2 separate regions of the Homo sapiens genome follow, and region 2 is linked to region 1. Evidence: chromatin loops called from intact Hi-C (ENCODE). Cell type or tissue: transverse colon. All regions are shown on one strand. Links, peaks and the distances in the headings refer to the core of each region. The heading gives the core; the rest is flanking DNA.

What was found. Hi-C counts contacts between places; a loop is a spot of excess contacts. Peaks named below come from ENCODE experiments on the same cell type or tissue, not always from the same donor. Only the 100,000 strongest peaks of a DNase experiment are listed, where the experiment ranks them.
Region 2: it touches region 1 in a loop (2.0-fold over the local background); 4 of 110 quality-filtered maps call a loop at or near these places.

What each region holds. Positions count from the first base shown.
Region 1 is chr16:2,000,507-2,007,796 of GRCh38, forward strand. ZNF598 (zinc finger protein 598, E3 ubiquitin ligase) reads right to left here. Exons shown (of 14, transcript NM_178167.5): 4 at 3,110-3,222; 5 at 2,485-2,614; 6 at 2,015-2,226; 7 at 1,700-1,917; 8 at 1,077-1,194; 9 at 498-685. Among named protein-coding and RNA genes, the nearest start is that of ZNF598, 5.7 kb to the right of the region's middle. RefSeq lists silencers at 3,535-3,604, 5,102-5,396 and an enhancer at 6,194-7,141. In transverse colon, for the core only: a CTCF peak has its summit at 3,472 (motif pointing right); a DNase peak (open chromatin) is centred at 3,525; H3K4me3 peaks cover 274 bases; H3K27ac peaks cover 591 bases.
Region 2 is chr16:2,231,489-2,238,778 of GRCh38, forward strand. E4F1 (E4F transcription factor 1) reads left to right here. Exons shown (of 14, transcript NM_004424.5): 4 at 683-876; 5 at 968-1,088; 6 at 1,268-1,420; 7 at 1,523-1,695; 8 at 1,950-2,159; 9 at 2,394-2,502; 10 at 2,683-2,900; 11 at 3,095-3,293; 12 at 3,371-3,513; 13 at 3,593-3,655; 14 at 3,728-4,254. The coding sequence ends at 4,084. It overlaps DNASE1L2 (deoxyribonuclease 1 like 2), which reads left to right and starts at 4,956. Exons shown (of 7, transcript NM_001374.3): 1 at 4,956-5,072; 2 at 5,290-5,472; 3 at 5,550-5,638; 4 at 5,730-5,813; 5 at 5,888-6,161; 6 at 6,279-6,530; 7 at 6,874-7,223. The coding sequence starts at 5,329. The coding sequence ends at 6,930. In transverse colon, for the core only: no CTCF peak of the experiment used is centred there; DNase peaks (open chromatin) are centred at 4,401 and 4,952; H3K4me3 peaks cover 730 bases; H3K27me3 peaks cover 2,430 bases.

The DNA of each region.
Region 1 (7,290 bases), core at 1,615-5,614:
TCAGGTCAGGGTGTGGGGACAGGCCCTCTGGGGACTGGCAGTGCAGGGTGCTCTTCAACCTCCCAGGTGAAGGCCTGGAGCGTCCCAGGCACCGTGCCCATCAAGAGCTGGCCACTAAGCTGGACATCGTGGCTTACACCTATAATCCCAGCACTCTGGGAGGCTGAGGTGGGCGGATCACCTGAGGTCAGGAGTTTGAGACCAGCCTGGCCAACATGGTGAAACCCCATCTCTACTAAAAATAGAAAAACAAGCCAGGCGTGGGGGCAGGCACCTGTCATCCCAGCTACTCGGGAGGCTGAGGCAGGAGAATCACTTGAACCCGGGAGGCAGAAGTTGCACTGAGCCAAGATTCCGCCACTGCACCAGCCTGGGCAACAGAGTGAGACTCTGTCTGTCTCACAAAAAACAAACAAACAAACAAACAAACAAAAAAAAAGAGCTAGCCACTGACCTCCTAGCCCGGGCAGAGCTGCCACCAGGTAGGGCTTACTCACCTGGGCCTTCGCCCTGAGTCCGGGGTGAGCGCCGGGGGCCACGGGGATCCTCAGGTCCCCGCGCCGCTGCCTCCTCCTTCTTGGGCCTACCGCCTTCCTCCTGATCCTCACTCCTGCGAGCCTCCTCCTGCTGCTGTGCGGCCACGGAGGCCCGGACAGCAGCTGCTACTTCTCGGTCCTCTTCTTCCCTGGGACAAGGAGGCCAGCCTTCAGGCTGAGCATGGCCCGAGACCAATGCCTCAGGCGGGCAGTGCCTGGGCCCAGTGTGTGGGGCGATCATCTGGGGTCTGATGCCTCTGCCCTGCAGGGCTGCCGGGGCGGTGCTTCCTCGTACAGCTGCGGTGACCGCCCAATTGACACAGGCCCCTTTCACCCACCCCAACCCTGGGATCTGTGGCTGTGGCTAGAACTGGAGAAAAGAGAGAGAAACTTGTGCCCACCAAGGACCCTCAACAGACCCTACTGCCACTCAGGACCCCAGGAACTCTGGCCACAATCCCTGACCCCATCCCCACTCCCAGCTTGGCCACTGGCCACGGTCACCACAGGAGAATGTCAGCGGCACGCAAGGTCCCCCACCTTTTGTACCTCCAGCTTCCTCGGCGGCTCTGCTGGGCTCCGCGAGTGCCAGCCCGGGCCACTCGGCCCTGGCGGCTGTACCTGTCCACCTCCTCGTAGTCTTCGCCACCAACGACCCCTGCGGCCAGCAGACAGCCCGTCACTTCCCGGGACCCCGGGACGACAATAGGAGGAACAGGCCTGCCGTCAAGGCCACACCCGGCCAATGCTCAGGCCTGGATGGCAGAGGCTTTCCTACCCACAGTGCACATGAGCCCGGGAGTGGCACAGGAGCCTCGCAGGGTCCACGCCAGCCACGGGCCTCTACGACCTGGGTGCCAAGCCACAGGAGCAGTGGGAAGGGAGAGGAGGAGGGTCCCCGAGCCCCAGGTGGGATCTGCATACAGCAGATGCTCAGTAAAAGCCTCCTGGTCCAGGGAAGGGCCCCGGGCACCCAGGGCAGCAGACCCGAGACCCTGAGGGAGCAAGAGCTCCTGGCACACAAGGGGTGCTCGGGCGCTCCAGCCTGGCCGGAGGGTGGGAGGTCAGCTCCTGCACCCACAGCTCGGTCTCATCTCAGGCTCCAGAGCAGGGCATGGTCATGCGGCCCCACCTGGGGGCATCCAGGCCAGGTGCCTGCTCACCCTCGTTCCGGCGCGAGTGCCGTGGCGCGTAGCTGAACTGCAGGTCGATGTGGCGGTTCTGGCGTGCCTCGGCGCGGCTGCGACTGTGGCAGGCCGTCCTGTGGGCCTTGAGGTCGATCTCGGTGCGGAAGGCGTGGGTGAACTGCTCCGTGCTGCAGCGGCCTTCCTCACACAGAAAGTGCTTCTCCCGGAAGTGCTCACGCAGGTAGGCATAGTCGCTGGCAGGAGATGGGGTGTCGGTAGGAGGGCTGCAGCCCGGTTAGCCCCACGCCCTCGGGGAGGGAGGGTCATCTGTCTGTCTGCTGCCCGGCCCACCTGTAGTAGTCCTGGGCCCCGTCCGAGTCGCAGAAGTGGCAGAAGTAGTGGTCGCGGCGCAGGTGCTTAAGCAGCTCATCATTGTCCAGGTAGCGCTCGTCACAGAACTTGCAGAGCGGGTGCCCACGGTGCGACGTGTCATCGGGGTCACCCTGCATGCGATGCCGGGCCAGGTCCTTGCGCGAGTACCACTTGCGCTCATATGTGAAGATCTACAAGGCACAGGAGGCTGGGCACAGGCTGGGGGACCCCAAGCCTCCTGCCTCTTCCCACAGGCCAGTGGCGGAGCAGCAAGGGGCGGGAGAGGGCCCCGCCAGCAGCCAGAGGCCTCCCTGCCACGTGCAGCCTGACCCTCAGGGGGCCATCCGGGGCCAGAAGCAGCAGGTGGACAAGCCCCTCCCAGCCGTGTGGCCACATCCCTTGCACCACCCACCGCCTAGGCTCTCTCCGGGGTCGCTGGGGGGGCACACCTGGAGGTGCTGGAGGCACAGACGGCAGCAGAAGAGCTCATGCTGCCTCCGCATGTGCTGCTCCAGGTCCCCGAAGAGGCTGAAAGGTGGCAGCTCGGGGCACCGCGGGCACTCGTGCTGCAGCAGCTGCCTAGGAAGACACCGAGAGCCGCCCACGGCCCCAGGACATTCAGTGTCACCGCCGGGAGCAGGGCCACTCACCAGGCCCCAGGCCCGTGACCCAGGACAGATGCAAGGCCATGGCTGTGCACATGGCCTGGGTCAGAAGCCTGGCTCTAGCCCTGAGCCCATGAGCTGCCCCTCCTCTGAGAGACCAGCCCTGGGACAGCTGTACCCTTTATAGGATTTTCAGGCCACGGGCCTGGCTCACACACCTCGTGTGCCCCTCAAGGTGCCCCCGAGGCAGGTGCTGCACCACCTGGGCATGCCTTTCCCCAGCACAACCACCAGCTCTACCCCCAGGAGGGCCTGGTAAGCCTCCCCAGTCACAGGATGGAAACCCAGGTGCCTGGCCCCAGCATTGGTGCACCAGGTGGCCCCCGAAGTGCCTCCGGTTGTGAGGAGAGTGGGACGTGAAGGGCCACAACCACAGGGAGGCCAGGACCCAGGGAGAGGCCCTGCTCACCTGTACAATGCGTACACCTTTCCATCTGCAAAGTAGATATCATATTTCTTCTCATGCTGCAGCTGGTGGATGGGGATGGTGGCAAAGGCAGGAAGCTTCTTCCCAAAGACCACCTAGAGCCAAAAACCAGAGGGGTGGTGAGCAGGACTGGGATGGGACCCCCACCTGGGATGCAACGGAGGCTCAGAGGCAAGGGAGCCCTCACAGACCCTCTAAGAAGGAGTGAGGCATAAAGGGTCCTCCTAGGAGGCCCCAGCAGGCAGCGGCCCCTGGCACCCTGGCCTAGGCCTCCCCTCCTCACCCCAACCCGCTTGCCTAGGGTCAGGGGCAGAGGACAGAGACACAACGCCAGGCCTCTCCACCAGGGGGCGGCAAGGCCAGTCCCTAAGCAGCCACGCCCCACCGGCCGGGGCCCTCACCCGGTGGCTCCACCCTGCGGGGAACAGAGCAGCTGTCGCTCTGCGGAGCTTTCCAGGACAGAGAAGAAACGTGTTCCAAGCAGCTGCTAAGGGAATACCAATGGCCGCCAGCCGGGGATGCATCAGGTGACAAGGCCCGGCTACCCTGTCCGGCGCCCCCGCCCCCACGTTTCCATGGCGCCTTCACGGCACGAGGCTCAAGCCGACCACCTCAGCTCCGTGCATCCTCAGCAGGCGCTGCAGAGCCTCTGCGTGGGCCCCTTCCCAGGGGTCTCTGGCACCTGCAAAGCTGGCTGCCAGAGGACTTGCCCGTCTGCCCTGTGCCCTCCACAGACGGCCCCGGCATCCCTGCTCAGCTCAGCACCCCTGCTCTCCACGAAGCTCTGCTGGGGAGGACCCTCGCTGCCCCCATGCCAGCAGAGATTGGTGCCACCCACCCCTTGGGTTGGTCAAGCCCCCTTCTGGCTCCATCACTGTCCCAAGCCTGGCACTGGTCACTCGCCTCGGCTCTGGGCCCTTAGAGCAGCTCAAGGCCTCAAGCGCACATCCAGGGCAGGGGGACGTCCTCACCCGGGCAAGGGTCATGCCAAGGTCATGTTAAGTTTACCTTAGCCCCTTAGCCAAAGAGAATGTCGGGCTGGAACGGCCGTGAAGCTGGGAAACCTGAGGCTTGGCAGGAAGAGCCAGTCCCACACGTGCTCAGGGGGTCCTGGGGTGTCTCTGTCCCCCAGAGCAGGTGGTTAAATCTGACTCCCCAGGAGGGTCAGGAGCGCCAGGAGAGCTCAGCCCCCACCCCACCGACAGGAGCCGCTTCCACCAGGGGCGGGGTGGGCGGTACGGGCTGCAGGAGCAGCAGCCCAGGCCTTTCCTCCCCTGGTCACATCAGGCAAGGCTGGGCAGGATGAACTCGGCCGCCTCTGCGTCCCCGTCACATGCTGGGCTCAGATGGGCACTTCATCACAGCTGCCTCCCACGCGCGACGTCTTCAGATGGGAGTCGCAGCCCCACCCAGAGCCCCATTACAAAGGCTGCCAGTCACTGCGGGCCACACCACCCTGACCTGTCCCCTGGCTCCCCTCCCCTGGAGCAGCCTCTCTGCACACCCCAAACACAGGGAAAGGCCCTGGGCCTTGTGCGGCCTCTTTTCACAGCAGCTGCCCTCGCGGCAGCTGGCACCCAGCCCTACCTTCCACTCACTCCCAAGGGCGCCTCTCCAGCCCGACCCTCACAGGCGCAATCTGTGCAGCCACTCAGGGTGCTGCTGGGACCCAGAGCACGAGCCTCCTCGGGGAGCTGAGCGGAGCCACTCAGGGTGCTGCTGGGACGCAGAGCGCGAGCCTCCTCGGGGAGCTGAGTACCTGGACTCCCGGGAACCAGACAGGGCCACTTCCCCACCACAGCTCCCGAAGCAGCAGGCAGGCGGGCGAGGAAGCCAGTGTCTGCCTGTGAGGTGGCCAGGCGAGCAGCCTGTGAGGGAGGCCCCAAGGCTGCCAAAAAGCATCCAAGCCCATCAGACTCCGAGGAGAAACGACTTCCTTCCCCAGAGGAAACCCGTGCCAGGGGCGTCCCCAGCCCCACCTCCCCACTTTGGCACCCCTCCTTTCAGCCGCACGCCCTCATCCACCGTGGGTGGCGGCGACTCAGACTGCGGGCACAGGGGCATCCCAGGCACCCCTAACACGCAGCCAACCTCCACTGGTGCGTCCCCCGAGTGCCACCCGTGTGCGGGCACAGGGCCAGGCCCCGCTGAGGAGCACATACACTCCTCTGTCCTTGCCGCCTGGGGGCACCCATGCTCCATGCGATGCTAGCACATCGCAAGTCCCAAGAAACCTATGTGGGACGGCACTGGTGGGGCTGGCGGACTCGGTCAAGGCAGCCTCTCTGAGGCCAGGGAGCAGCTGGGGGTGGAGGAGCTGCGGGGAGCTGGGCAGAGGCAGGGCCAGGCCGGGCGGATCCCAGGTGCACTGACAGCACCCAGATGAAGGACCCAGGGTGGGCCAGCACGGGAGGGCTACATGCCCCATATGGAGTCTAGATGGGCATCCATCTGCACAGCAGCTAAGGCAGGTACTCCGAGCACCAGGGGTAGCAAGACCCAGAGTATTCGTCCCTCCTGAACAGCTGGGAGGGGTCACCTAGGCAGGGCACCTAAGCGGAGCAACGAGACAGGGGAAAGGAGACACTGGGTGGGCTCAGGAACAGGAAGAGGCTTGTGAAAGAACAATGGCTGTGAGCAAGGTGGGCCCAAGGCCACAATCACTGGAGCAGGAGGGCGTGCAGGTTTGGGGCCGGAGTGAGAAATACCACCTGATAGTGGGGGCCTGAGGCTGCCCATCCTCAGACAGGCAGGGAGACCAGGACTGGCTGCCCAGACCTCAGGAGCGGGCAGTGGGACAGCAGTGCAGCCTGGCATGGCCAGCATCGCCCTCCCTGAGGGTGAGGAGGGGGCTGGACAAGGCTGCGCCCCGCAGCACAGTGGCCAGGGTGGAGTCAGGCACGGTCCACTAAGGAGCCAAACAGCAAGACCCTCCCCCGCCTGATGGTTCCAGCACAGCCAGGCTGGGAGTAGGGGACGTAGGGGACATGGAGGCCAGGGGAAGATGGCTATGGGTAGGGGACTTGGGGGCCTGGGGGAGATGCCTGGGGTGGGACTTGGTGGCTGGAGGGAAATGGCTGGGTTGGGACGTGGGGGCAGGGGGGAGATGGCTGGGGCTACAGAGGGAGACAACAGGTCTAGGTCGCCCCAGCAGGAGAGGGTCACGTGTCTGAGGACAGAAGTACAGAACCCATGGGGAGAGGCTTGGGGATGGGCTATGCAGCAAATGATGAGGGGAAGGGCACTCTACGTGAGCCCTGGAGACGGCCAAGCTAGGCCCCAAGGAGAGCAAGAGGCAAATGGGGTGAGGCCTGCTTAGGAACAGGAGGCCCCCAAGACCCCCCACAGGGACAGGTGTGGTGTCTGCCTGGGGCCTTGCTGCTCTACACTCCCCAGCATGTCATGGGCACACAAAAGGACAGCGGTGAGGGCCTGCCCACACGTGGGGAGGGGGACCCTGGGGTTGGCTCCCAGGGCCATCTAGAGAGTCTAGACCTCCAAGGAGCCCAGATGGGGACAGCAGCAGCAGGGAGCATCTTACAGAGGGCCAGGGCCATGGGGGACGGGAGCGGGGTGGGGGGACAGCAGAAGCAGGGAGCATTTTACAGATAGGGCCAGGGCCACGGGGGACGGGAGCAGGGCGGAGGGGGAGCAGTAGGAGTAGGAAAGCATGACCCAAGCCAGCATGTCACCCTCCTGACCTGGGACCTTGGGTAACTGTGGGCTGGCCCTCTGCGCCCCCTCCCACTGCCTGCCTGTAAGGTGCAGGTGGGCTGCCCTGGGGGGCTTGCAGCCTCATCAGGACTCCTGCAGTAACACCAGGGACCAGAGCAAGCTGGAGAGCAAGATGCAAACAGCAGGAACCGGCCCTTGAGAAAGACGCAGCCAGGAAAGAGGCCCAGAACGTGGGGCTCCACCACCCCAGGACCTCTGTCAGCCATGGCCAAGACCAGCGCCCCCACCTCCCACGGAGGGGAGCCTGCCTCGGCTTCCACCCTGAGCACCTGCCAGGGGTCAGGCCCATCTGGCTCCTGGCCTGAGCAGCAGCTGCAGCCTCCACAGGGAAGGCCTGGGTCCAGGTGTGTGGAACTAACAAGCACATGGAGCCAGCCGATTCCACACGGCATCCTGGACACTTTCCTCACAATTTTCGCAAAACCTTA
Region 2 (7,290 bases), core at 2,188-6,187, 230 kb after region 1:
CTAAGCAGTGGCTTCACAGCTGTTTCCCACTTGTCATCTTTATGAGCAGAAAACCTGAACTGTGTTTACAACCTAGCTTTGCACATTGTCAGATTTTTCCCAGCATCCTCCAGAAGTGCAAAAGCCCAGCTTCCTCGCCTCAGGCTGTCCCGGGTGTCTGGAGAGCGTTCACTCTCCCAGGCCAAGCCTGCCTTGGGACGGGGCTCTGGCCAGGCCTGCCTGCCCTGCTGCAGTGGCCCAGCCCATCTCCTCCGATGGAAGAGTGGCCCCGGACGCACATCCTCCCTATGTTGGTGGGAGCAGTGGCAGGAGCAGTGGCAGCGAGCAGGACAGGCGGCTGTCTCTTCACCCAAGGACCTTGTCACCAGGATTCGCACGTCCTCCTGGCTTTGGGGATGGGGCATCTGTGCTCCATGGTGGGTCTCCCTGTGGACACATTTAGGGGCCCTGGAGCATCTCTGGGCAGCCTGACAGAGTCGGGAGGTGTCTCTCCACCTCTCACTCTGACCTGGAGAGGTGAATGGGACCTTGGCTGTTGCTCGGACCTGTGTGTTGAGGGCTCAGTGCAGGTTGGGTCCAGGGTGTGGCTCAGAGCAGCAGGTCCCCTCCCCTGGAGCCAGCAGTCTCTGGGGTCTCTGGACAGGGGCAGGTCCTGGGGCTTAGGCCCAGATGCTTCTCCTAGGTGGTGGGCACATCAAAGAGGTCATCGTGGCTGCTGAGGCGGAGCTGGGAGACGGTGAGATGGCCGAGGCCCCGGGCAGCCCCCGCCAGCAGGGGCTGGGGCTCGCAGGGGAGGGTGAGCAGGCCCAGGTGAAGCTACTGGTGAACAAGGATGGCCGCTATGTGTGTGCGCTGTGCCACAAGACCTTCAAGACGGTGAGCCGGCGTGCGGGGAGCCAGTGTGTGGGTGGCAGGCCCCCTCCTGTTCCCCCAGGAGGGCCCTGAGCTGCCACGCCCTCCCCCACAGGGCAGCATCCTCAAGGCCCACATGGTCACTCACAGCAGCCGCAAGGACCACGAGTGCAAGCTCTGTGGGGCCTCCTTCCGCACCAAGGGCTCACTCATCCGGCACCACCGGCGGCACACGGGTGAGCTGGCCGCACCTCGGGCTGGAGCCCGGTAGCACCCCGATGGTTGGCCCTGGGGTGCCCCAGCCTCGCATTCCCCAGCTTTGGGGGATGAGGCGGGGGCCCCTGCCTGCCTTCGCCTTGTCACCTTGTCGCCAGCCTGCTGGGGCTGCCCGGGGCTGACTAGGTTCTCTCTGCAGATGAGCGCCCCTACAAGTGCTCCAAGTGTGGAAAGAGCTTCCGGGAGTCGGGTGCACTGACCCGGCACCTCAAGTCTCTCACCCCCTGCACAGAGAAAATCCGCTTCAGTGTGAGCAAGGACGTGGTTGTCAGCAAAGAGGACGCACGTGCAGGTCAGCATGGTGCGGGCAGCTGCCTGGTCCTGGGGGCTGGCTGTGGACGCAGCCGCCACTGGGGTGTGTGAGGGATCTTCACTCCCTCACTCCACCTTGAAGGTTCTGGAGCTGGAGCTGCCGGCTTGGGGACAGCCACATCATCGGTGACAGGCGAGCCTATAGAGACTTCACCCGTGATTCACCTGGTGACAGATGCCAAGGGCACCGTCATCCACGAAGTCCACGTCCAGATGCAGGAGCTGTCCCTGGGCATGAAAGCCCTGGCCCCAGAGGTGGGGGCGACGGGGGGCCCCGGAGGGCTGCTCTGTCTTCTGCCTGCTCGGTGCCAGTCTTTGTTCTGGGCACTGGCTCCAGGGGTCTGAGCCAGGCAGGCGAGGGCTGGGCTTCCCACAGGGAGAGCAGGGCCAGTGGGAGCGCCATGGGGGTCTGAGGGTTTGCACAAGGCTCCTGGCGTGCGTCTGCCCCATGGGGTGGGTGCTGGATGCCAGGCTGCCTGGCCAGCCTCCTCTCTCTGCCTCCCCTGCAGCCCCCCGTCTCCCAGGAGCTCCCCTGCTCCAGCGAGGGCAGCCGTGAGAACCTGCTGCACCAGGCCATGCAGAACTCCGGCATCGTCCTTGAGCGCGCTGCTGGGGAGGAGGGTGCCCTGGAGCCAGCTCCTGCTGCCGGGTCCAGTCCCCAGCCCCTGGCAGTGGCAGCCCCGCAGCTGCCGGTACTGGAAGTGCAGCCGCTGGAGACAGTAGGTGCCAGCACCACCTGCGGGCTCCTCCCAGGGCTGGATCCCAGGGGCTGTCCCCACGCTGGCCTTCGCCTCCCTGAAGTGGCTTTCTGCAGTGACTTTGTCCATTGATCTGTTTACTGCCTTCCCTGGGGCCACAAGGGAGCCTGCCAGGGTGGGGCCCATGGTTGTGTTCTTGGTACTGCCAGGGCACAGCCTGCCCCGGGTGCTGGAGACCTTCCTGTGGTTCCCCAGCAGGTGGCCAGCGAGGCCTCAGCGGTGCCCAGGACCCACCCATGTCCTCAGTGCAGTGAGACCTTCCCGACAGCAGCCACCCTGGAGGCCCACAAGAGGGGCCACACCGGTAGGTGATGGGTGGGTGTGTGGCCCATGGCAGTGGATGGGCTATAGGTGGCCGGGGTGCTTCTGGGTGTCCAGGGTGGGTCCATAGACAGCAGGGAGCCAGGGGATCTGTGGGCAGGTGGCAGGCGGCCTGGCGGGCCCGCGGGTGATGGGCTTGGCCTGATGCTGTGTGTGGCTGCAGGGCCGAGGCCGTTCGCCTGCGCGCAGTGTGGCAAGGCCTTCCCCAAGGCCTACCTGCTCAAGAAGCACCAGGAGGTGCACGTGCGTGAGCGCCGCTTCCGCTGTGGCGACTGCGGGAAGCTCTACAAGACCATTGCCCATGTGCGTGGCCACCGGCGCGTCCACTCAGACGAGCGGCCCTACCCTTGTCCCAAGTGTGGCAAGCGCTACAAGACTAAGGTGGGTCTCTGGCCGCAGGACCCTGGCGCCTGATCCCCCCATCCTGCTCCCTGGCCGTGGCCCAGGTGCACCCCCTTCCCTGCCTCCACCATGCTCAGTCTTGACCCAGCCCCTCCCTTGGGCCACAGGCGGGAGGGGAGAGCTGTAGTCTGTTGTGGCCAAGGCCAGGCTGGCACTGACAGGTGTCTCCACAGAACGCACAGCAGGTGCACTTCAGGACACACCTGGAGGAGAAGCCGCACGTGTGCCAGTTCTGCAGCCGTGGCTTCCGAGAGAAGGGCTCACTGGTGCGGCACGTGCGACACCACACAGGCGAGAAGCCGTTCAAGTGCTACAAGTGCGGCCGTGGCTTCGCCGAGCACGGCACGCTGAACCGGCACCTGCGCACCAAAGGTCTGGGCCGGTGGAGGTGGGAGGGGGAGGGGAGGGGGCCGGGGCTTGCCTAGCCCTGACCGAGTCCCCACCCACAGGGGGCTGCCTGCTGGAGGTGGAGGAGTTGCTGGTGTCTGAGGACAGCCCCGCGGCAGCCACCACCGTCCTCACGGAAGACCCGCACACAGTGTTGGTGGAGTTCTCGTCCGTGGTAGCTGACACCCAGGAGTATATCATCGAGGTGGGTGTGGGGCCCTGGGGCCGTGCTGGGACCCAGGGGCAGCCAAGGCTGACCTCTGTCCTTCTGCCCATCTGCCCAGGCCACTGCGGACGATGCGGAGACCAGTGAGGCCACGGAGATCATCGAGGGCACCCAGACAGAGGTGAGGGGTAGGGCAGGCGGGGGCGGGGAGGCTCCCTGGCACAGCCGCTCTTGCTGAGCCGTGGCCCTGCAGGTGGACAGCCACATCATGAAGGTGGTGCAGCAGATCGTGCACCAGGCTAGCGCCGGCCACCAGATCATCGTGCAGAACGTCACCATGGACGAGGAGACGGCGCTGGGCCCAGAGGCGGCTGCCGCCGACACCATCACCATCGCCACCCCCGAGAGCCTGACAGAGCAGGTGGCCATGACGCTGGCCTCGGCCATCAGCGAGGGCACTGTGCTTGCCGCCCGGGCAGGGACAAGTGGCACTGAACAGGCCACTGTGACCATGGTGTCATCAGAGGACATCGAGATCCTGGAGCATGCAGGCGAGCTGGTCATCGCCTCGCCGGAGGGCCAGCTGGAGGTGCAGACGGTCATCGTCTAGCATGAGGTCTGCGGGGTCCTGGCCGGGCAGGGACAGGGCAGAGGACTCTGAGCGCCCCACCCATGCCTGCCTGGCCTGGTAGAGAAGATGGCACAGGATGGAGGCGCCCCAAGACGGACAGTGTACATAAGAGTTTCTTGTTGCTTTACAATAAAACATGAGAACCTGCAGCTTGTGATGTTGTGGCAGTGGCAGCCTCCGCGGCTGGTGCCACCACCTTTGCCCAGGCCCCCGCAGCAGCACCTGCCTCCCAGGCCACTCCTAGACTCACGTGCCTGGCCGCCCCACCCAGGGGCTTCTGCCAGCCCTGGCGGCGCCTTGGTGCTGTGTGGGTGTCATTGGCATGTTGACCAACAGCCTCCTGCCCTGCCCAGCTGGAGCTGTGCCCCCAGCTGCGCTGCCTGAGGCCTGTGGGTGGGTGGGAGGACCAGGGACGGGGACAGGGAGATCTGGGAGCCTCGGCCTCCACCGCAGGGTGAGCAGGTGGAGCAGCAGCAGGAGATGCTGGGTAGGGAGTGTGGCTGGTCCTACCTGCGCTGCCTTGCTTTCCCTGAAGGGATTCTGCTCAGGGAGGCAGAGTCTAGGCGACCTAATTTCTAGGGGCGAGGACAAGAACACAGCCGCACCGGGATGTGGCTGACCGTCTACCTCCCTCCTAGGGGGCTGGCAGGGGCTTCTGGGACGGTTTTGGGACAGGTCTGGGGCACCAGAACCGGCTCAGGCAGGTCTCCCACCCCTTACCCTGGGGGTCTCCATGGGAATGAAAGCCAGGAGTTCATCAGGCACCCAGCTGAGTCGAGGGGGCGGGACCCAGTGCAGCCCGGCCCCTCCCTGGCCCAGGACCTCAAATACCGGCCCCTGCCTTGGTGCCAGAGCTACTGCCAGAGGGAGTCAGTGCAGTCCTGTGTCGGACACGCCCGCAGCCTGGACCCGGGATCCCCATCCCCCTAGGATCTCTGAGCCTCGGGCCTCTGCACCCACATCCAAGGTGAGTCTCTCGGCTGCCCTGAGCTGGGGCTGGATGGGCCGGACCCTCCATTCCGGCTGCAGCTTCCCGCGCAGTGAGAAGGCAGCGGTCCCTGAGAGCCCAGCAGTGCCCTGGGAGCCTGCAGAACGCAGGGGCGGATTCCGCGTCGCACTGGCCGTCAAGGGGCGGCCGCGGAGGGAAGGGGTGGGTCGGTGGGTCTGACAGCGGGTCTGCGTAGGCGGCAGCGTCTGTCCCTCCCAGCCTCTCGCTCCGCGCCATGGGCGGGCCCCGGGCTCTGCTGGCCGCACTCTGGGCGCTGGAAGCCGCCGGGACCGCCGCGCTTCGCATCGGAGCCTTCAACATTCAGAGCTTCGGTGACAGCAAAGTGTCGGACCCCGCTTGCGGCAGCATCATCGCGAAGGTGGGGCCCGGGCCGGGGCGGGGCGGCGTTTAGGGGTGCTGACCGCGCTGACCCCCGCACCCGCCGCTCCTCCCCAGATCCTGGCTGGCTATGACCTCGCGCTGGTGCAGGAGGTGCGAGACCCAGACCTCAGCGCCGTGTCCGCGCTCATGGAGCAGATCAACAGGTGTGGTGGGCAGGGCCCCTCGTCGCGACCCCCCGCCGGGATCTCGCCCCGGCGCGGCGCCCCGACCCTGAGCGGGCCCCTGTCTCCGCAGCGTGTCCGAGCACGAGTACAGCTTTGTGAGCAGCCAGCCCCTGGGCCGGGACCAGTACAAGGAGATGTACCTGTTCGTGTACAGGTGAGGGGCGGGCCGCAGGGAGGGGCGCGCGGGGCCGCAGGTCGGGGGCTCAGCGGGTCCTCCCCATCTCCTAGGAAAGACGCGGTGTCGGTCGTGGACACCTACCTGTACCCAGACCCCGAGGACGTCTTCAGCCGCGAGCCCTTCGTGGTCAAGTTCTCGGCCCCCGGCACCGGTGAGCGGGCCCCGCCCCTCCCCTCCCGCCGAGCTCTGACGCCCCCACCCCTTCCCGCAGCAGCACAGAACCTGGTGCTGATCCCGCTGCACGCGGCGCCGCATCAAGCCGTGGCGGAGATCGACGCGCTCTACGACGTGTACCTGGACGTGATCGACAAGTGGGGCACCGACGTAAGCCCACCCCTCGGTCCCGGGGTCCCTGCAGGCGCGCCCCGGGGGTCTGGTTCATGAGGGCGGGACCTCGACGGCTCCTGCGGCGGCTCAGACACGGCTCCGCGGCGCCCGCAGGACATGCTGTTCCTGGGCGACTTCAACGCCGACTGCAGCTATGTGCGGGCGCAGGACTGGGCCGCCATCCGTCTGAGGAGCAGTGAGGTCTTCAAGTGGCTCATCCCTGACAGCGCCGACACCACGGTGGGCAACTCAGACTGCGCCTACGACCGCATTGTGGCCTGTGGCGCCCGCCTGCGCCGGAGCCTGAAGCCCCAGTCGGCCACCGTGCACGACTTCCAGGAGGAATTCGGCCTGGACCAGACTCAGGCGAGTGGGCCGTGGGGCGGTGCTGGTCTTGGGTCCCCACCGCCCGGGCGCACGCAGGCAGCAGGGAGGGTCCAGCGCCCAAGGCAGGGCCACCTCAGCTTCCTCCCTGCACCAGGGCTCGTTTCCAAGGACCCTGGAGAGCCCGGCCCACCCCATGTGGAGCTCTGGGCAGGCAGGGTACCTTGCCTTTCCCTCAAAGGGCCAGTGGTGACACCCTCTGCCCCGGCCCCTGCCCCTGCCCCACCGCAGGCAGCAGCAGGGGTGGGCACCCAGGCCTCACCGGCCCCTCCCATCCCTGTGGGTGGGGTGCACTTTTCCCCTGAGGCTCACTCTGTCCCCACAGGCTCTTGCCATCAGCGACCACTTTCCAGTGGAGGTGACCCTCAAGTTCCACCGATGACTCGAGGCCTGGCTGGGGCATGCCACCTGCAGACCCTGGCTCTGAGGAATGGCCCAACAGTGGCCCCTTCAGGGTGGCAGCCACCCTTCAGTGAGGCCCCAAGGCAGAGTCGGCTGGGCGTGGACCAGGGGCCATGGACACGTGATGTGCTGCTCTGTACCTCCGTTCCCCATCTGTGGGACGGGCTGCATCCAGCGACCTCATGGGGTGTTGTGAGCCCCATGAGGGGTGCAGGGGGCACTGCCCGGCAGATGTCTGCTCAATAAATGAGCTGCTCCCGGTCGGGCCCCACAGCTTGGCTCCCAGGCCTCTGTCCTTCCTTAGGACCCAGCCTCAGCTCCTTAGGGGCAGCCATGGCCT